Linked DNA regions of Homo sapiens: region 2 is linked to region 1. The links are chromatin loops, found by intact Hi-C in ENCODE. Cell type or tissue: ascending aorta. All regions are shown on one strand. Each heading gives the region's core, and the rest is flanking DNA. Links, peaks and the distances in the headings are about the cores only.

Evidence for each region. Hi-C counts contacts between places; a loop is a spot of excess contacts. Peaks named below come from ENCODE experiments on the same cell type or tissue, not always from the same donor. Only the 100,000 strongest peaks of a DNase experiment are listed, where the experiment ranks them.
Region 2: it touches region 1 in a loop (2.8-fold over the local background); 9 of 110 quality-filtered maps call a loop at or near these places.

What each region holds. Positions count from the first base shown.
Region 1 is chr2:154,618,712-154,630,023 of GRCh38, reverse strand. No RefSeq gene overlaps it. Among named protein-coding and RNA genes, the nearest start is that of KCNJ3, 74 kb to the left of the region's middle. In ascending aorta, for the core only: a CTCF peak has its summit at 6,022 (motif pointing left); a DNase peak (open chromatin) is centred at 5,993.
Region 2 is chr2:154,687,234-154,698,545 of GRCh38, reverse strand. No RefSeq gene overlaps it. Among named protein-coding and RNA genes, the nearest start is that of KCNJ3, 5.8 kb to the left of the region's middle. In ascending aorta, for the core only: no CTCF peak of the experiment used is centred there; a DNase peak (open chromatin) is centred at 5,405.

The DNA of each region.
Region 1 (11,312 bases), core at 1,662-9,661:
TTGACAAGTAGTTGAGATATTCTTTTAATCCACCACAATACTCAAGTGTCTTCACATCTAACCAAGATGAGACCCATCAATATTCTCAAAGAGTACATTGAAAAGACCGTACTTTGTCCTTTGGCAGCAATCTGCCATTTCCTTTCATGAATTATTATAAAAGAAGAATAAAGTAATGAAAATGTTATTGTGATTTGTACATACATATATGTGTGAGTTTAGTTTCTTGAAATATCGTAACACAAAGAAGAATACAAAAGTTAGCAGGATGTTGGATCTTATAGGCCATGTAATTTGATTCCATTTTCAAAAATTTATAGACTCAGTGCAATAATATCTTACTAATTACACAGTGAAGCAGCAAGGCAATTATTAGTATTTTTTGTAAACACTTTCAAATGTATTGTCAGAACACACAGATTATAAATTGTATTTCAAATTTACCTGCTTTTATTTAAAGAAAATATTACCTATGTATGCACATATAGCATACATATAATATAAATATAGTATAGGTATATTATGTATGTGTGTATAAAATCCTCCATTATTATAAGAGCCACTTCAGGTGTGGCTAGCATTCTTCTATTCTCCCCTGCCTTAGGGATACACCAAATGAACAACTTGTAGAACACTGCTCTTTGAAATGATCAAAGTAGTACATAAATATATAGTTTTCTGAATGATTATGTAATTGTTTTAATAAAAAAATCAAAACACAAAGCAAACAAAACAGGTAAAAAATAGTAAGAGTATTCAATTCCTATGATTAACTTCTATAGAGTTTACAAAAATCGATGCAGATTTTTGTGAGAACATGTACATATTGACAATCTACTGAATTTGCAGGTGAATACAACAGGTTATAAATGGTATGTACTGTATAATTCTATTTTTATAAAGCTCTCTTTTACAGGGATGGATGATTGTATCCTATGTTGAGACTTGTCATCTGTAATGCAGTACACATTACCAGCTTACCAATAGGTGGTTCTTCTCTACTTCTACAGTGGACTTAATAGTTAATGCCTGATGGTGAATGAAATGGACACAATTCCTTCTTCAGAGAGCTTCTCATCTAATGGAAGTAATATATTTATGAATTATAAAATATTTAGCACTTTGATGAGTTCTGGCAGATTAAGATATCATATAAAATAAGCAGAGTGTGTAATAGCATCTTGGTCTAGTACAGAGTCTCAATAGTCTCCCCTAGCTAAGTGTTTCCGGGGTGGACAGCAGAAACTAAGTAGAAGTTGACTAGTAAAAGTAGAATGGGATGAGCTAATAAGATGTTGACAGAGAAGAGAATAGCAAAAGACTTGAGACATATGAAAATATTGCATGTTTGAAGAACTGAAAGACATCCAATATGGAAAATTGAAGGAAAAAAGATGAGTAAATGTACCAAGATGGAAGTGGAGAAACAGATAGGAGTAGGAATAGATTAATTAGGGTCTAGCATGACCAGTTAACATAGCTGTTTTTTTTATTCCCAATGCAGTGTTTCAAGCAGGAAATGACATGAGCAATTGGAATTTTAAACGATATCTCTAAGTACCATTTAAGAGGAGATTGGAATAGAGTAAGAGATTCAAGGAGACCCCCTTAGGCGGCTACTGCAATTTTCCAAGCAATATATGATTATGGATTGGACTGTTATGGAGAAATGGATATGGACCATATGTAAGACATTGAAGAATAAACTCAAACAAGAGTCAATAACATATTAAAGATGAGAAAGAGAGGACTGTTTCAAGAAATACTCTTTTTCTGACTGATAAGGCAATATGAATGGTGGGGATAATCAGTGAAAGAAGGAGTAATGGAAGAGCATTGAGAGTCAAACTGAAAGGTAGTCATGAGTTTTAGATGAATTTATTCTCAGAATAAGGCAATTAAAGCCCAGAAGCAGTTGTGCAAAAACAATTCAATTGAATCCCTCACTTTGCAGGTGAAGAGGTGAGGGCCAGAGATTATAAAAGTGTGACTTTTTAAGCCTTATATAAAATATGAATACATATGTACATACATTTGCAAAAACCTAGTACCATGTTGCCAAATTGTCCACTTTAGAATGAATATGTGCCTATAATCCGTTATTCTGAAATATTTGAAAATTCATGGTCAAAGAAACAACTTATGATTTTTATATAATTTCCTAGAAAAAGTATAATGGGAAAACAAACATCACAACCCCAAATTTAATAATTATTGAAAAATGGATGAAGGAGAAATAAAAAATTTAAATTACAGAATTATAAATCTCATTTTCCCACTAGCTATACATTGCCAGCACATAGGACAATACTGTTTAGATGGCCAACACATAAAGAATGTTACAATGGAAGATATTTTTGAACAGCAAGCACTAAATTTATATTTTCTAAAATCGAAATTGAGGCAGGCATGGTGGCTCAGGCCTATAATTCCAGCATTTTGAAAGACCAACGTTGGAAGGCCATTTGAGGCCAGGAGCTTGAGACCAGCCCACGCAACATAGCGAGGTCCCATCTCTACAAAAAATTTAAAATATTAGCCAGGCGTGTTAGTGCCTGCCTGTAGTTCCAGTTACCTGGGGGGCTGAGGTGGGAGGATCACCTGAACCTGGGAGCAGTGATCGCACCACTGCACTCCCACCTGGGTGACAGACCAAGACTCTGTCTCAAAAAGATAAATTTAAAATTAACCTTAAAAAATTAAAATAGCAATTCTGTAATTCTGATATTGATAAAGTTGGAAGGGAAATGGCTTACTCTATAATTTAAATGGTTAATTAAAATCAGAACATCAACATAAAAGTTTTTTTATATATTGGGGTATTTTAAAGCTTTTTGTTATATGAAACTCAAAGAATTGAGAAAGTGAAGTTTCTAATATAAATATATACTAAAGCAAAACCTTAATTTTAATAATAAGCTTGATACTTTAGAGATTAAAACTTCTGTACCAAATATGTCAGGTAGGGTAATGGCCTTACTCCTTAGAATTCATGAACTATTCCTTCAAGTGCCAAACCACTTCAACACATTTCAGTACTGGCAGGGATGTATATACAAACGCTAGCAAAGACAAATTATTTAGGATAGCCATTCAATCAGTCCAAAAATGTAGAACAAATATTAAAATGAACTGAATTAACTTCCATATATATATATATATATATATATATATATATATATGAATTTTCTGTCTCATATATACATATATATACATATGAAAGAAAAAGTCTCACTCTGCGCACTCTGTCACCCAGGCTGGAGTGCAGTGGTGTGATCACGGCTCACTGCAGCCTAAGTCTCTCCAGGCTCAGGTGATCTTCCTACCTCAGCCTCTCAAGTAGCTGGGATTACAGGCATGTGTCACCACACTCAGCTAATTTTTGTATTTTGGGGGTTTTGCCAAGAGACAGGGTTTTGCCATGTTTCCCACGCTGGTCTCAAACTCTTGGGCTCAAGCTTTCCTTCTGCCTTTGCCTCCCAAAGTGGTGGGATTACAAGCATAAGTCACCAGGCCTGACCAACGCCCATATATTTGATGCCACTGCTACATGGGGGACACACTGTGTTGCACATTGTTAATTCCAATGGACATAATAAAATGGTTACGATTCTTTAAAATTATGTGTATATAGTATCTGTATGACCTTCATTACAGCACACAACAAATCATTTACCAAGTGCCTTTAATGTGCCAGATCCTGTGCTAGGGTATGTTAAAAATGAGAAAGCTATAACTTCTCTTCTCAGGAATTCTTGGTCTAGTGCACCTAAAAATTATGAGACTCTAAAGATACAGGCTTGAAAAATGTAGACTATGAGGATAAAAGAGAGCCATGAAGAAGAAACCATAAGGAAGAGGCACTTTAAACCTTTCCCACTGAAAGCAATATGTTAATTCCTTAGTCAGCTCTACAATTCTCTGAATGAGGAGTGTGTGTTTGTGTGTGTGCATGTGCCATAAACACCACTGGTGGAAGAACAAGAGAATTCCAGTTCATAAGTAGAAACTGTGGAAATGAAGGAAAAGGAAAAACTGCAGAAACTACACAAGGCTAGACTTCACTTTCCATATTCCTATTTCTTGATACCTACCCGAGAGTCACGGTCAGAAATCACAGCTGTTCCATAACACTCTGAGGGCATGATGGTCTGATACATGACAGATTCATCTAAGAGAGGATCCAGTACACATTCTATACATAGAAGTTTTGCTTCATAAAGAGTAATTAAGAAGAGGAAAAGAAAAATTATGAGCAAATATTTATTGAAAACTAAAGAAAATAGAGAGACACTTATTATAGCACATATTGAGAAATACACTTGAGAACAATTGTACCAGATGCCGACTTGCAGTATGCTCTAGGATAAAAAGGAAAAAAAATGAAAATGGTTCTCCAAACCCAAGGTAAAAATGAACACAAAGAGTAATAACACTAATAATATTTGTAAATAATGAACTCAATTACAGAAGATTTTTACACTCAGAGTCCTGGTGCTCTAACATTTTTAGATATAAATTTGGTTAAATTTCTATTTTAAAAATGATTCCTTCTATAATCTACCTTAATATATAGTAATAGAACAGCTCAAAAGCTTCCTCACAGAAGGTTGCCACAGCAACAACCCTTCGATATACATGCACAAAATTGAGGGGAAAAATACAGGTAAAATGCAACGGACTATGAAATAAAACAGTTAATTTTCAAGGGAGGAATAAGAAGTCAGAGGGAGATGGAGAAAGAGGAAAGGATCAGATTGCAGCATGGATAAACTATTTTAGCATTGGTCATTTCTGGTTCCATACAGCTGTGGATACACCTCCAAAAAATCTAACACAGAGGAAGGATACTCCTGAAAGACAGGCAAGGATAATGGACACAATGATGATTTTTGAAGTAAGAGCAGGAGAAAAATTGTGTCCCAAGGGCTGGCCCATATCCAAACAGAACTAAAATAAGATTGATACACACAAAAAAGGAAGCTCAGTCTACCTTTATTCCTAGTTGCCCTTGATGCCAAGTATTCATATGCCTTTGCCAACATTTTAATGTTTTGTACACTCAAGAAAATTTGACTTGAAGAAAGCTCTGCATTGAGTTTAGCTATTTCACCCTCTTTTTGAACCCTTTGGTCCCAGTGAAAGAAGACTTTCCTGGCACAATCAAGCCAGATAAATGTACAAGCGAGGCAGTACTTGACTTAAATACTATTACTTCCTGCTGCTTCTGGTGACCTCTCCTACCCTCATATTTCTACTCTCTGGTGCCTAATATCGGTGGATGCACACTGGGCAGCCTCCAAAATTCAAGACCTATCATTTTATCTCATCCCTAGAATTTTCCACCTGTGTAATTTTCCTTTTTTCATTATTTGCACTGGATTTCACATTGGCCTGTTTCTTTTCCTGAGGGTCATGGTAAATAACTTTAATCAATCGAACAAGAAGGGCTAACATTTACTGAGATACTATTGATGATTTATGCTAAGCCCTTTTATGGTATTTAATACTTATGACTGTACTATGATGTTGATATTATTATCCCCACTTTTAAGGTAAAGAGTGTGAGTGTTCAAGGTATTATATCACTTGAATAAAGTCACACAGTTAATATGTGAAAGTCAGGAATTGAGTCCACAGCATGACTCCAAAGTTTAATTTGCTAGTCATCATACTCACTGCTTCCTACTGACTAATCCATTTGAAGATTTTCATGAGTCGTAATGCTCTAGGGTGGCCTTCTCTTCCTCTAAACAATATTTTCTTTTTTCCAAGGAATCTTCAGTGCATTAATAGAACTGATTAGGAAGCAGATTTTGATTGAGATATGTTTGACTCAGTCTCTCAAATTTCACTGTGTATGTGACTGTCCTTTCCATTTTCGCTAGCATTTTTGCGCCTCTGCTCTCAGCTTATGTCAAGGATACTTTTCACCGAAATCCAAGCATCTGTCTGTCTCATAGAATCCAGTGCTCAAGTATGTGTGTGGCTGAAGCTTTTCTGGGTGACACACTGCTCCCTCTGCTGGACTGTGGAGGACAAAGAGAAAAAGCATCTTCAAATCCTAAAGTTTTACATGGTGCCTAACTTACTTTACAATTTTGGAAAAATTAAGAGAGGCAATGATCAAAAAAATATTCAAGGGTATTTTGGCCCCAGATAGCTGAGAAGTAATAAGGGATTCCAATGAGGTCTTTGCCTAGCACAAATGTGTCTTCTGTGACTAGGTTTTATTTTTATTTAGGAGGCACAGCAAACGTATGTTTTCAACATCAACAGCAGAAGCTTGCAATTGTCATTGTGATCTGTTTTGCAGATAAAGCTGGCATTACTAGCTTAAACTTCTGCTATTTGTGAACCATTCCTGGCATGTAGACTGCACGTGCTTTAATCTGGGAATGTTTTACAATCTAGAAAAATATTAACATGAAAGAATATGTATTGACATGGTAAAGCAATTTATAGCAAAGATAATCTAAGTTTACTACAATACAGACAAGATACTGAATAACGTGTAGTGCAAATATGGCAAGAATAGTAGCTGAGTTATTTAAAACCTTAAAATACAGTTTAGCTCATATGAATTCAAGTAACATGGCAAGATTCATGATTTGTTAATTTTATTCATTTATTCACTCAACAAACACTTATAATGCTCTATGTGATAGTCTCAGAGTTGGGTGTAGAAAACATTTTTTTTTATATATATCCCTGAAAGCAAACCCAGAAACTAAGATTTGTTTGCAAGTTATTTCCTTGGGAAGTGATCCAGGGAAACACCTGGGTAGGGGAAGTGGAAAGCAAAGAGAAACAGGGAAAAGATGAAAACTGATGAAAGGTACATTATTAAGCATTACTGTGGGTCAACTAGAATTGAATCAGGCTGGTGAATTCTGGTAGCCAGTGTAGAGCACGTTCATCCTAGTTATCCTGCCTGAGGAGCAAGAGGGCTGGAATATGTATATACCAACTTTTAGAAGTCATCATTTGAGGGCTGAACCTGGGTTGGGGGAAGGGAGGGATTAATTCTCTAGGATCTCCACATGCAGTGCATGTGACTAGAGTGCACAGGTGCTAGAGCAAGCCCAAGCAAAGAACGTCCAGTTTAGTGATTCAGATGGTAAGGCCCAGGGGACATAAGGAGGCCAACTATACACCTGCTAGAGAAGACCAAAGTGGTTAGGACATAATAACTGACCTTGAAGAGCTCACAGTCTCTTAAGAGATGGAAGTCAGGATCACAGGAGATTGCCCTGAGTTGACCTGGTTTGACCTGAAGAAAGAGAAGTACCCTGCACCATTTGTGATTAAAGGCAAGGAGACAGAGATAGTTGAGAATCAGATAAGGTTATAGTTAGAAGTGTAAGCAATTGATGAACTAAAGAACACAGGCCTCATCTACTAAGGAAGTAGGACCTGGGTAATCACCGAGAGTCAGGGAGAGAGTACAGCGAGAGATGCTCCAAGAAGGGGAAAGGGAGACAATCAAAAACAATTAAAAACCAATCAAATGTAATAACAGATAAAGGAATGTAGAAAAGCTATTTGTAAAACCTTTATTAAACACAATTTTGGGATTCTCTTGAACCACATACATAGAGGTAGAAGATATTTAATGAAGACAGAACAATAGATATATTTCTTGACTTTCCTAATGTCATCTCAGTCTCTAAAGAATCTAATTTTATTCTTAGCACTGTAGAACACTGACATTACTAAGCCACATCAAATCACTCACTCTTAAAATTTCAGCAGATGGAAAGTTGTTTAAGGGAAATACTTTCCATTCTTTATCTACTACAATCAGTATTTTCTCATTTGCATTCACTTCTTGCTTGGACCACCAGAAAGACATATGCCTGGATCACATTATCTTAGTGCTTCTTAGTATAATTCTCACTGAATTGTAAACACTTGTTGTATCTTCAGAATTTGTAAAGTAGTTGAAATAGTTATAGTAAATTTGCTTCTATATTTTTCATAAATTTATCATTGATGAGATTGCCTTTTATATGTCTGCTTCAAAGTCCCATGTGAAAAATTTTATTTCAACTGAATGAATTATATATATATATATACACACATATATATGTCCTCCCTTCTGATAATAAAATACTGCAACTTGTTTTGCCAATCTTACCCTGGTTAAAAGGAGCTTGGAAACTAACATAAAGGCAAATATATGTGTGTGTGTGTGTATACACACACACACACACATATAAAACCATATGTATTTTTACATTTATAATATATATCATATTAAAATATATATCAATTAATAATTAATAATATCATTATATATAAAATATATAATTTTATATTATATATAATATTGACCACTTGTTTACTAGTTAGTGATTTTCTATTTTTATTATCATTACCATTGTAAATTTTATTTTATATGACTGAAAGTTACTTAATAAAAAAGTAAGTATAAATGAATTATAAAGTGAAAATTATTTTTGAAGCAATGTGATTTTTTAAGGTATGACATAAATATCCAAAGGGACATCCACCTCCTCCTGCCCATGGCTATACATAGAATGAAACTACTTATCCTATTTATATTAGCTCCATGGCATCACAATCCTGTACTGCTATGTCCTTAACACCAAACATCTTCAACATAGCGATGTGATTTACAGTCCTCAGGGAATCTACGATATAAATGTATCTGCATTAGAGCTTCAGGAAGTAGCTTATTTCCCACAACTACACACCCAAGAGTGGGACCCAGATTCAGTAAGACCCTGGTTGCCACTTTAAGCTTATCAATTTATCATATCCTCAGAATAATCCCAAAAGGTAAAACCCATTTCATAGAAGCTAAGTAAACTTACTAGTAAGAGAATGGGTCAGGATTCAAACATAGGTCTGTCTGAATGTAGACTATAATGTCTATCAAAATACTTTATTATGACTTTTACTTTCTGACTGAACAGTTAATGGTATGAAAGAAAGAGAAAGAAAGAAAGAAAGAAAGAAAGAAAGAAAGAAAGAAAGAAAGAAAGAAAGAAAGAAAGAAAGAAAGAAAGAAAGGGAGAAAGGAAGGAAGGAAGGAAGGAAGAGAGAGCGAGGGAGGGAGGGAGGGAAGGAAGAAAGGAAGGAAGGAAGGAAGGAAGGAAGGAAGGAAGGAAGGAAGGAAGGAAGGAAGGAAGGAAAAGAAAAAGAAAGAGAGAGAAAGAAAGAAAGATGTGTTGTTGTTAGAGTTAAGCTTTTGTGTCAGTTTGTGTCAGCTTTTGTGTCAGTTCAGCTATGCCCACATAGCTGGTAAAACGTTATTTCTGGGTGCGTCTATGAGGGTGTTCCTGGAAGGGATTAGCATTTGAATCAGCGGACTGAGTGAAGAAGATCTGCCCTCACCAATGGGCTCCATTCAACCTATTGAGGGCCTGAAAATAATAAAAAGGCAGAGAAAGGGCGAAGTTGCTCTCTTTGCTTAAACTGAGACATTCATCTTCTCCTGCCCTCAGACATCAGTGATCTTGGTTCCTGGGCCTTCAGACTCCAGGACTGACACTAGCAGCTGCCTGCTTCTCGGGATTTTGGCCTTTAACTGGAAGCACATCATCAGCTCCACTGCTTCTCAGGCCTCAGGTTTTAACTGGAGCTATACCACCAGCTTTCCTGAGCCTCCAGCTTGCAGAAAGATTGTGGGACTTCTCAGCCTCCGTAATCTTTCATGAGCCAATTCCTCCTAATACGTCTCTCTCTTTATATCTTTATATATATTATGGGTTCTGTTTGTCTGGAGAACTCTAATACACACATGTATTAATACATATTCAATGAATGACTGATGACTAAAAATATGAAAAGCCTCACTATGGCACTTCTAGCATAGACCATTAATTGTGTCACATCACTAACTATTCTTTTTTTTGGGGGGGGGGGGGTGGGGGCTGCGGAGTCTTGCTCTGTCACCCAGGCTGGAGCGCAATGGCGCTATCTCAGCTCACTGTAAGCTCCACCTCCCGGGTTCACGCCATTCTCCTGCCTCAGCCTCCCGAGTAGCTGGGACTACAGGCACCTGCCACCGCGCCCGGCTAATTTTTTTTGTATTTTTAGTAGAGACGGGGTTTCACTGTGTTAGCCAGGATGGTCTCGATCTCCTGACCTCGTGATCCGCCCGCCTCGGCCTCCCAAAGTGCTGGGATTACAGGCATCACTAACTATTCTTATCATGCAATGTGACATTTCATTCTTAGGTGCTTTTAAAGAATAGTTTACAAGTCTCTACAGGGCTTTTTTTTTTTTTTTTGCCATGTCATAGGGAATTACTAAACTTGTACATGTCTATTTTCTATGGAAATAGAGATTAAGTCAGCTAGGTAGATGGCTCCAATAGCAAGGCTGAGGCACATGAGGAGGGGGTAACAACTGACTATGCTGGCAGAACTAAAAGCAAAAAGATGAATGCAGACAAAAGCGCATATTAGCATTAAATGGTCTCAGCAAAGTAATCATATAACTAACAGAGTGAAAGCATCTCTCCTCTGCAGTTTGGGTGAAAAGGAATGCTAGCTAGTAGACTTCTCTAATTTGCACATCTGCAAATCAGTGTATGAAGGAAACAGTACACAGTCATTTACACTGAGATAACAAGTATAAGTACAGCCACTAACAGAACATCTCATCACAAGAAAGTGTTGGTGACTAAAGGTAAATGGTTACTATTTTCCAAGGTCAGATGATTTCCTTCATCCTTTCACTGATGGTAATAGCAGTTTCACAGGTCATGGATAGTGCAAAGAAGCATCACTTAAAACATGTGCTGTCCTTGTTTGTAAATGATAAAAAAAAAAAAAAGTAAAATGGTCATAACAACAGTATTGTGCATAATGAATCTTTTTCATTGAAAGCAGTTAAAATTCTAAAAATCCAGAACCCCGAATCTCACACCATAAGCTAATTCTCTTATTTTAGAAAATATAATGAAAACATTCTAGAAAACATAATGAGTAAACCTCTATATCTTTCAAGCAAAAGCTATTATTTTCACAAATTATCCTTGCCTCTCTTTATACCAAAGAAGACTTTGGTAATTTTTGTTATTGGTTTATCAGAGGACTGGGCAAAAAATTCTGCCAGTCTGATTAACATGGTTATAATTAAACCATAGTCTTTAATTGTGGATTCCTGGATGGCTAATCTTGTCACTTGCTATTTGTCAAGCTAACATAAAGGGAAATCAACCATGTATTATACAATCTAATTTTCTTCTGGAATTCTGAGTAAATGTGTATGGCCAAAACTGATTAAGATGCCTATAGATGGAATAGGTGATAATTAGAGAGACTGGGAAAAAAAAA
Region 2 (11,312 bases), core at 2,180-10,179, 68 kb before region 1:
TCCCGCACTCAAGCCAGGAGGGATGCAAGGAACAGGAACCCAAGCGCAATTTTGCCTCCAAGCTTCCAGAGGCTCCTCTTTTCTTTCCCCACCACCGGCATCCCGGGTCACCTCTTGACTCCCCACGGCCCTCCTGATTATCCTGCAGTACCCCCAAACTGACTGCTTAAAATTAATGAGTTGACAAGCGAGTCCCAACCCACCTGCCAACTCGCTGGCTGCCTAAGAAGCTGCCTTTACCTGCCTGGACCAGACCCTCCCCCCTCCCCGCCGCTCCCCAATCTCCCGCCCCCTGGGACCGCTCCCCGCACCCCCGGCGCACCTGTCTCCTATCTTTTAGCCAAAATCCCGCCCAAAGGCATGTCTGCCGGGCACTGGTGCAACGCCCCCTACCCACGCCCTCCGGGCTCAGATTCCCGGGTTCCGGACTCCAGAGACCTGTCCGCCTGGCGTCCCCCGACCGCCGAGTTTCCGCGGGCGCCACCGGGGCCCTCCGGCGGACCCTCAAGGGCCCGCAGGCCGCCCCCGCGCTCAGCTGAGACACGGCAGTGCGCGAAGCCTGGGCACTCACCCAGCGGGAGAGGGCAGGAGGCGGCGCAGCGGGCGGTAGCGGCAGCCTGGCCTCGCACTCTGCGCTCACGGCTGTTTTCCTCGTTCCCACTTTTCCTGGTGTACCACGATGGGCGCCAATGCAGGTCCCCCAAGCTCCGCACCTCCCTGAGGGCACCGCGCTGTCCCTGCCAGAAAGATCCTTGGCGCACAGAGCACAGAATGACTCGAGCGGGGGCTCGTGGGTTCCTTGGCGCTGTGCCCTCCTTCCAGGCGACAGCGGTGCTGCTGGACGGGGTTCGAGCCTTGGGCTGCCGGTCAGACTTTCAGGTTAAACAGTAGCGCCGCTCTAGCTTTTCCTCTGCCTCTTCCTTCTTCGGTCCCCCACTCCTTGTCAGCGCCTCGGTGGCCCCGGGTGGAAGATGCGAGGCGCAAGCCGGGGCAGCAGGAATGTGGTGTGTGTGGTGGTGCGTGTGATCAGCTGCAGAGCCGCGCTAGCCCCGCCTGTCCCTGCCTTCCCCCGCTGCTCCACCAGCCTGAATTGCACCTCCGAGCCTCAGTTGAGCCTGCAGTGTCTGGCAGCTCAGGAAAAGCGAGCCCCTCCAATGAGAAGCGGCTCTAAATCTGCTCCCAAACGCCCGCCAACTCTCCTTCCTCGCCCCCTGCATCAGTCAGAAAGCCCCCAGTAAAAAGCAAATGCTGCTCTCTGAAGGAAGAGAAGTACAATATGTCTCTGTAACTGGGCACTCGTTTAAACGGATGCCTGGATTTGGGGTTGCATCATAAACAGAGATCCCAACTGGCTCTCAGATAGGCATATTCAGAACTCAAAGTTGCAGGAAGCAGGAGGGGCCTTAGGATGAGAACAGAAAGGAGAGAAACACTAATAGAAATCCTTTCTGCAAATGGCTCTATTAGAAAGGCTCAGAATATCTAGAGTTAATGTGTGCCTATAATTGAAGGAAGAAGGCTGGATTTTAATGGCCTCAGCCTGGCAGTTAACTTAATGGAGGGGCAAAGTGCAGAAATAGCTAATAGAGTGCCCATGAGTAAATACCAGCTTGTTTACCACATTTCACGTTTGCTTTAAAATGCCATGGTATCTTAAGGCATATTTCAGTCAGCCCAGATACATGAAGTTGATTTTGTTGGAAAATCATCAAATCATGGCATTATAAAAGCAAAAGGCTGCTATAAGATTCCCATGGAAAGGAAAATAAGTACATAATTACTCTATGCATTCTCTGCCAATAGGTACTCCTCTCTACCTCTCTACTTATAAACCAACTGCAGGAAAGTGCATGTCAGGTTGTCAGCCATAAGCAGGGGACTCTCACTGTTATTTGGTTAAAACATCTATCCTCAGTTACAGATGCTTCTCCTGCCAGTTCGCTGATAAAAGGTCAGTAACTATCTGTTTGTTCTCTTAAAATTACATAAGAAGGGAAAGTGACACCGTGGGAAGTGGAAACTTCTCTGGTCCTAGAATCATAAGACCTGATTTGAGTCGCGTCTGTGCCATTTACAAGCTGTGTGACCTTGAGCAAGTAGCTGAACAACTTTGAGACCTAATTTTCTCCCCTGAGAAATTGGGAGTTTGAACATTTTCCTAGTGTTGGTATGAAAAAAGAGAGTAAATGTGTTTTTTTTATTTCTGCTATGAAGGATGTTATATAGTGGGCTATAAAGTTGCAACAAGACCAAGAAGAGATTACAAATGAGCTTTTGGAGTTGGCAGCATGCTGTGAACTAACACCTATACTCTCATCTCATCTCTGACTACTCTCCCCCAAGCTCATTATGCCCTTGGCAGCTTGGCTTCTTTCAATTCCTGATACACACCAAAGCATAGCTCCAGCCCTGGGCCTTTGCACTAGATCTGTTCCCTCTACCTAGAAAGTTCTTGCTCTGCCGCTCCGTGTTGCTCGCTCCTTCACTCATTCAACTCTCAACCTAAATGCATCCTTCTCAGGGAAGCCTTCCCTAGCATCTCAGGTATTCCCATCACATCAACCTTATCTATGTTCCTCATCTCACTTTTTTTTTTAGCTACCATTTTCTTCATTTGTTTGTTGTCTTTCTCTTCCACCATTATCAGTTGTAGCATGTAAGCTGTACAAGAGCAAGGACCTCATCTGTCTTGTTCTCTGCTATGTCTCCAGTACCTAGAAAAGTATCACATACTAGGTCCACAATAAATATTTATTAGATCAATAATATGTGCCAATCTATATCACTGGAAACTTTACATGCATTGAAGCTCTCTGAGTAATATGGAATTAAATAAAAGTAATGACTAAATCAGATCACTTATATGGCAATATAAAAAACATGTAAGTTTTTGTTGAAAAAGAGTAATACTTCCTATGCTCGTTAGCTTTAGAAATGATACTGAATCAGGTTCCAAGTCTTTTTTATTGTTATTGCTGCAATATCCCTCATAATTCCCCCTCTCTTTAAAAAAAAAAAGTCACTACTGTTCTTCAAATTCTCATTTCAAGTTAGGCCCAACTCAAATAACTTTCTTGTCTTTATTTGGTTTTCCTCTCCTGCAGACTGCCCAGGATAGTAGTACTAGATCTCTCACCTTAAACCATGTGTTTAGTATTGTTATAGAAAATAAAAGTTCTCCAGTTATTTCATCTGGAAGATCTTAAAACATTCCCACTTTTTGAAAAACACTTTTTCATGAAAAACCTTTGCCATTTTCTAGCAACCAAATTTATAAACAAATAAGTTTATACTTCAGGAGACATGGTCTAGTCTAATCCTCTCATTTTACAAGTGAGGAAATTGGGGATATAAAGGCGAAATAACTTGTTCAATGTCACAGAGTTGATAAGTGGAAACAGATTTGACCACAGAACAATATGACTGTAGAACCTGGATGCTCTACCGTCCCTTACCAGGTAGTGGCAGAGTAAGAAAAGAGCCTAGGATTCCTGATTCGTGGCAAAGGCCTTCTTCCTTTATAGGCCTAGCTTCTCATGCAGGTGAAATCTAAGATTCTCCAACACATGGCATAATCTAGCTTTCCAAATTATCTCCTACCTTCCTTTTAATGGGCACTTTGCTCTAGCCAACTTTGACTATTAGGTATTTCTCAAACATGCCCTATATTATCTTCATTTGCTCACTTTTTTTCTCATCACTTAGAATATCTTTTTTCTACACCTGCAAAGTTCAAATAATAGGCACTAGTATGTAAGGAAAGGGAAGGACTTCTTCATATTTTATTTCAATTGCTATTGATGTCATAAAGTTTTTCCTTATATACTCCCACTAAGAGTAATACATCCCTCCTCTGAACTCTCATTTCCCTAGATTTGCAATGTGGCATTTTTCACATTCTAACTGGTATTTCAGCTTAGAATTTATGAAGATTCCCTCTGAGCACCCTGAGCATCGACTTCTTAATAATTTGGTACCATCCGGTATTCCATGATCCAAACTGGCCTTACGCATGATAAACACTTGATAGAGTTTTAGAGAGAACCAAAATTTATTAAGAACCTACTTTAATGTGCCAGGTAATGTGCTTAGAACTGTACAGGTTAGCATTTATATTACACAGATAGGCAGTGAAGCAGGGATTCCAAAACACATCTGCTTATTGTCAAGATTTCTATTCTTTTAATGACACAGTCCTGCCAGGGAAATTAAATATTTTTAAGGATGCCATTTTGTCACACTTTAAATGTCACTGAGGCTTTGACCTATTTGTGACATTGAGTTCAACTCCTTGAAAATGTTCACAGATGAACCAAACTCATCTTTTCCTGTGAGGGCAGCTGCTTCCAGGATGAGGTTCTGGAGGGCAGCCAGCCCCGTTGTGCAGAGGCCAGGAGGATGTGTGGGGAATGGATGATGGAAGGCCTCCTAATCAGGTGCTGTCTGATGAACTGAAGTGAAACACTGCAAGCAGAATGGGTCAAAGGAGAGAGAGGCACACAATTTCAGGCCAGGCCACAAAGCCAGAAAAGATCTGGAAAATGTAACTGCAGAATACAAAATCATCTGGAGTCTAACATTTAAAGATAGGGTGGTAGATTACGAGAAAACTACCATACAGTTCATGAGGGTGGGGGGGATCAAAGCTATATTTAACAAACTCGGCTAGGAGCAAGCTACATATTTATTCTGCCTGGAAAGTACTTCTGGCAGTGTCTTATTTGCTGTGTCCAAAATTAGTAATATCATGAATAACTATAACTTCAAAAATGAAGAATATGATTCTGTGTTTTATACTTTCTACATGCACTTATCCTATTATGTAACTGAACGGTGTGGGGAAAAGAGTATATCTAATATGAAAGAAAAAACCTCTGCCCCTGAGAAGTCCAAATTCTAAAAATGACTTAATCGGCCAACTGTGACAAAAGCAAGGCTTTGAACATCTCAGTATCCCTGGAGTCTGTCTTCTCGTCATTCACTTATTGCCACTGTGACATACCACGTGACAGTCTGCATGGCCAGAAATATTAATTACTGTCTGGGGAAGATGGTATTATATTTAATACTCCTTTACTCCTAATCCTACCATTCTCCAAAAGTACAATGAAGAGATGGGCAGGCCTGGGGATCTAATGCTTTCATACATCAAAAGGTGACACATTCCCATTGCCACCATAAGTTTTGCTATATCTGGGAAGAGGTCACTCTTTGAAATTCTATATGCAATTTTGGGAAATAGAATGGTGTTCCTTTTTTTTTACCCTCCTAAAAAAGAATGCTGAAGTTATTTTCTCTCTTGCCAAAAAGAGAAGAAAAAAACGAGAAGGAGAAATCAGTTTGAGATTTGATTGCGCAGACGTGAGAACAGAGGCATTGCCATACCATGGCAGATGACTCATCCAGCCTTTAATCTTGGCTCCAAACCCTGGCCTCTGCCTGAGGATTCGGAGAAAGGCAATATGCCATTCTAACTTGTAGACCATTTATTTAACAAGGTTTTCCTGACTTAAACCTTCTCTTTACTGCAAAGCTGTACATTGGAGTATGCTGATTTATGAAATAATAAGGACTTTTAAAGTCTTCAAGAGCTCGACATCTGTTTAAAAAGAAATAACTGTTTTATCAGACCTAAAGTTTTTTTTGGCAGGGCTTCAAAGAAAAATAACAATTTCCTATTCTCATCTAGGTACATGGAAGTTATACTGAGGATTTCTCCCCCTGAGAACACCAATGAAGTCGCAGATGTCAAAATATGTATAAGAATTTTGCCTAATTCAGTACAATAAACCCTTAATGTGCACAAACCATGTATCTAGCACTATGCCAAGGTTTGTGCAGATCAGAAATGAAGAAATTATGTCAACAAAATATATTATGACAATATGTATTTTTTCAAAATAATAATGACAATAATAATAATCAATACAATGTGGTAAGTACCTAAAGGAAGAGGACTGCTTTATTTGCATTCAGAGGAACAAGTAAGTCCCTTCAGGAAATATGGCTCTGGCTAATGGGAGTTTTCCAAACCTATCAAACTGGAATCACTTACATTTGGTTCAGCATTAAATTCTCTCTGCTCAGACTACTTAATTTTAGAACTCTGAGAACGGATTTTTAATGACAAGATTTTTAAGGGTAAGATTTTTACACAATTAGAATAAAATAAGAAATAATTTGTAACCATGTTATAGAACCTTTCAAACATGTATTAAAATTCTGGGAGAAAAATACAAACAGTAGATTTTAGAGGTGGTAAAATTTTCACTCTAATATTCTGTGTATGTATATACAGAAAAGATTGCAATTATTTTTCAGTAATTGGAAAACAGTAATAAAAGTTTTAAACAATGTTTAAAAATATTAAGGCAGATAATAACGTCAACACAGCTTATCTGGGAAGCAGATGCTGAGAGAAAGTTAAGAGGGGAAGTTTCTTAGGGTTCAATGCCTAAAAAAGATAAAAGGCGAAAGAAGAAAATGAAGCAGAGACAGACTTCAACTGTGATGCAGAGCTGACACCTGTGAAAGGAAAGATGGAGAGGTATAAGAAGAAGAATTGAGTAGAGAGGGACTCAGACTACGATGTAAATCAGATGTAAGTCAGATAAAGTCTTGGCTAACTCAATGGGGAGCTCCCGAGCCCAGCGTGCCCATTAGAAGAGTACCACATTGGGAAAAGATGGCCTGGTCCTAATAGCCCACCGAGTTGTCAGTGGCTGGGAGCTGCCCTTGTCAGTCCTTGTCTTTAGCTGAATGCTGCTTCAGATCTGGAAAGGTGCTGTAACTGGAGGCCATGAGCTAACTGCATGGCCTCCAGGTGAAAGGGCAAGCTCTTCCTGAAGGAAGATCCAGTGGCATATCTCCATGGCTGCCAGACAGAGTAGAGAAATGGAACTTATCGGTGTCTCTTCAGAAGTTTTGTTACAAATATCCAGAAATATTTCTATAATCTAATCAGCAGATTATGAATATATGCATTAGACTTTAGTTTTGGTGCAATCACATGAATTCCATTTTGTGGAGTAAGAGGTGACTGGGGTATAGGGTACAACCCATAGCCATCCATGTTCATCTTTGTTTTGAATATAATTGGCTAGAAGATATACATATATCTATGTAACTTCCTCTAGCATCCTCCAGTATGGAGGCTGCATTAAGACTGCATGAAGGAGAGGGAGAGAAGGGAGAAACAGAGCAGCTGGACAAGAGGACAGGTATAGGGAATAAGGGAGAAGCCAGTAAGGCAGGAAAGACCCTCCGTGACAAAGGGGCAGGGAACAGAACTCAAACATTTAATGGCAGGTAACCCAGGTTAGAATGGTAAATTGAAAGGTGAATATAAAGGGAGAATGGTGAAATGAATTTTCTGAAATTAATTGCTGTGTTTATAGTTTTTAGCCATGCATCGGAATCACCTCAGGACTCCACTCCCAATCAATTATATATCTGGGGGAGGACCAAGGCGTTGGTATTTTTCAGAAGCTCCACTGGTGATTCTGACAGCACAGCTAGGATTAAGAAACTGATCAATGGGAACGGCATGCCTGTTGCAGAGGAGCTTCCCTGGGAAATGTCACACACAGAACATCAATCTTCCTTCCCCACTCCTGAGATCCCTCATTCTTTGGCACCAGGAACAGTTGCAATTAGTAAACCCTGGTTCCCTGCTGTCTCACAAATCGCAAGAGTCCAACGTGTGGATATAAACTTTTGTTCATGGGAGGATCTTTCTCCCAGTGGAAAAGCAACTGGGAAAAGCAGGACACACTGCACAGTGACTGCAGTTTCATCCAATGCCACCACCCATGCAGGCATAAATAATGAACATGGATGGGGGAGTCTGGAGCTGCTGAATTGTAAGGCTCATAAATGTTTAAACTTTTTCCATTAATAATATTTCTGCTTTCTGTGTACGTGTATGTAGAAGTTCTGTCTTTATAATTCTCACCACTTTGCATCATACTTTCCAGGAGGAAGAAAGAACACAGAAATTAAAATTCTCACAAAGGTTACCATTAAGCTAGAGGAAGACCACACCACTGTGTGTCCACAAAGATACAGAGCCAGGCCGGGTTCAGCCATGCTGGTCATCTGCTCTATATAATACAATTATTTAGAGATGGTGGGTAGAGAACAACTACAGAAAAAAAAAAACTGCCAGAAACTAGAATGTCATTTTTACACACTCATTTGTAGAATTCCTCCCAGTTTTTACTGAAGGGAACTTTAAAATGATTTTCATTTGGGGAAAGAACTGTTTTGAGTTTACCCTATAAGATGGCCACTAAAACTCACCCACTTTCATGATTACCCAGCCATCCTCAGATCATCTTCATGATTTTCCTGGAAATAACGGAAGAGGCCCTGGGGATGATTTTATTGGTAGAGTGGGAATGTATTAAAATTCTCTACTTCCTTGTTACATGGTCTTTCCTCCACCCTACAAGGTGTGTGCTTGTAACTCAAATTTCCATTTGAGTAATTAGCAATTATTATTTAAAACTAACCTGAAAATAAAAATTGTATTCAATTCATTCATAGGGAGCATCTACCTATTTATTATTACCACATAGGTGATGTGACTCTAGAAACATCTTGGTATTCAAATAGCCAATTAAAATATAAAATGTAATGATTTTCTAAAGCTACTCGTTTTCCTTCTCTCATCTCTATCTACTAATTGGAAAGTCTATTCTCCAAACACAGCAAAGATGATTGACAGAATTCTAAAAATACACAAATTTCCCTATTAAAGAGGGTGAATGGATGTTAGCACTGTATCAGACACATAATATTAAGGAGATACCTGCTGTTTAACATTAACATTCTGTGTAGTTTTTGTTTTGCATCAAACAGACATCAAAAAGTGAATAAAAACATGTCGTGAAATTACCAAATAATAAATTAACTTCCTGGATACAAGGAAGTTATTTTAGCAAGTTCTTTTTAATAAAAGCAAAGAATGGGGATGTAACAATTAGAGAAATGTGGAGGAAAACATAAGAAAGTTGGGAGAGGGAGGTTAAATCTCACTTCCAGTTATCAGTAAAGTGCACATTCTTTTCTGTATTCTGTGAGGCTGGAGGTGCTGCTGATAGAATGTCCTCACATATTCTGTCAATGCCAGGATGCAAACATCACTAAATAAACCCTCGTGTCAAAATGTCACATAGTGATTATTTATGCTTCTTGACAACATCAATGAATGACAAGGCTGCCTCTACAGCTGTGAAAGGTTGCATACCAATTGTTAGAGGTAACATAGATGAAGGACAAAGTAGTTATCAGAATTCATTTAAACTGTGCTATTAAATTGGATATATTTGCAGTAGCCATCACAGTAAATACTACTGTGATTCTCCTGAAAGAATATTGCCTAAACAATTTAACGCAGAACATTTCCTAATTACCATGCATTTCTGAATCTCTGCTACCATGTAGATATTCATACTGAAAGAGAAGTGTCATTTCTTTTTCTTCTTTAATTTGTCATTGTTTCCCAGTGTTCTTGCTTCTGGAATTGAATTTGAAGTCCATTTTTTAAGGGTACTGCAATTATTAACGAAGTCTGGCATGATAATGTCTCAGCAGAATGTACACAACGTGACTAAGATAGTTAACGCCTTAGTTGTTCCAATTCCATATTGCTTCCTGTTCCGAATCTACTAATGAGTAATAAGAGATGTAGCACTAATCAATGGGACAAAAGCACGCATTATGAAAATACTCTATCAACTCCATCAGTAAAATTTGTAAGGTAATTATAAATTTGTTATCAGACATTTTAAATTGTTACAGTATAATTAAAAGGTATTATTTTATTGGGGATAACCTTCCACTCTGTTAATCATACTAAAACACTTGATGCTCAAAACACAATTCAAAGTTACCTTAATCAGCGTGAATTTCAAGATCCTCTTAAAAATGACCTCTGATACTACCCTGAGATTACTGGAGTGTAAATCCTTGCTTTGCACTTTCTGGCTGTGTGAACTTAGGCAAATTACTAAATTTGCTGTTCTTGTATTTTCTCACTGTTAAAATGAAATAGAAATAGCACCTACCCCTGTGAGGTAGTTTGATAAAAGGATTAAATGAGAAAATCTACATAAAGCATAGTGCCTAAGATCTGTCACACAATATTTTCAAGATCCATGAAAACAAATTCTAAAATTATCATTACTTGAAAATAAAATCCACATGGAGAACTTCTAATTTGCCACTAAGCCTACAGACGATTTCGCAGCTATAGAAATAAAGTGAAATTAAAGCAATAACTAAGTTCAAAAGAGTTCTGTGTCCTCCCTTCTTTATAACATTCTAGGTTTATAAACTGCAAACTATGTTTTCTCAGCTCAACTCAACAGAAATAAGAATGTGCTTGCTTTTACTCTCTACGTTTTCCCATTTTCCTGTTACTTTTTTTTTATGTTAGCTGTGTCTGAAATTCTCCTACTCTGACTTTACTATCTCTGGTTTCATAGATACATTAATTCATTTTTATTCATAATATCTTTGCATATTGATGAAAGGGAAAATCCACTTATGACCATATTCCACAACTTAGGAAATCCTTGCCTTTATATAAAAAAGAAGTGGCTTCTTAGCTACCCAACAAAACTGTCACGCCCTCCAACTCTGAACAACCACAAAACTACTACAAGAAGCAAAATAAAACAAAACTTTCCTTAAGTTTTTCCTGTAATGAAATGGTGGAAGACTTGTTCACCAGAACACTTAAGAAGTGAGCCTGGCCAGGCGTGGTGGCTCACGCCTGTAATCCTAGCACTCTGGGAGGGCAAGGCGGGCAGATCACCTGAGGTCAGGAGATTGAGACCAGCTGGCCACCATGATGAAACCCCATCTCTACTGTAAAGTACAAAAGTTAGTTGTGGTGGCAGCCGCCTGTAATCCCAGCTACTCAGGAGGCTGAGGCAAGAGAATCGCTTGAACCCGGGAGGTGGAGGTTGCAGTAAGCTGAGATCACGCCATTGCACTCCAGCCTGGGCAACAGAGTGAAACTCCATCTCAAAAAAAAAAAAAAAAAAAAAATGAGCCTGTCAGACTCTGGGACATTTGACAGTGGATAGAACTATCTCAGGGAGAGGTCTGAAGAACTGCCTTTTACTTCTGAGAGGAAGAAGGATAAGAGGAAGAGAAGAAGAGTTGGAAGAGGTGTCAGCACTAGGAGAGGAGGCCTGTCACTCTGGTAGGTGACTCTTCCCCATGATGGTGTTCAATGTTCACAAAGCTAAACTGTCTCATGATTTTTCTGAAGCCAATGAATTACCTAGACTTCACATTCA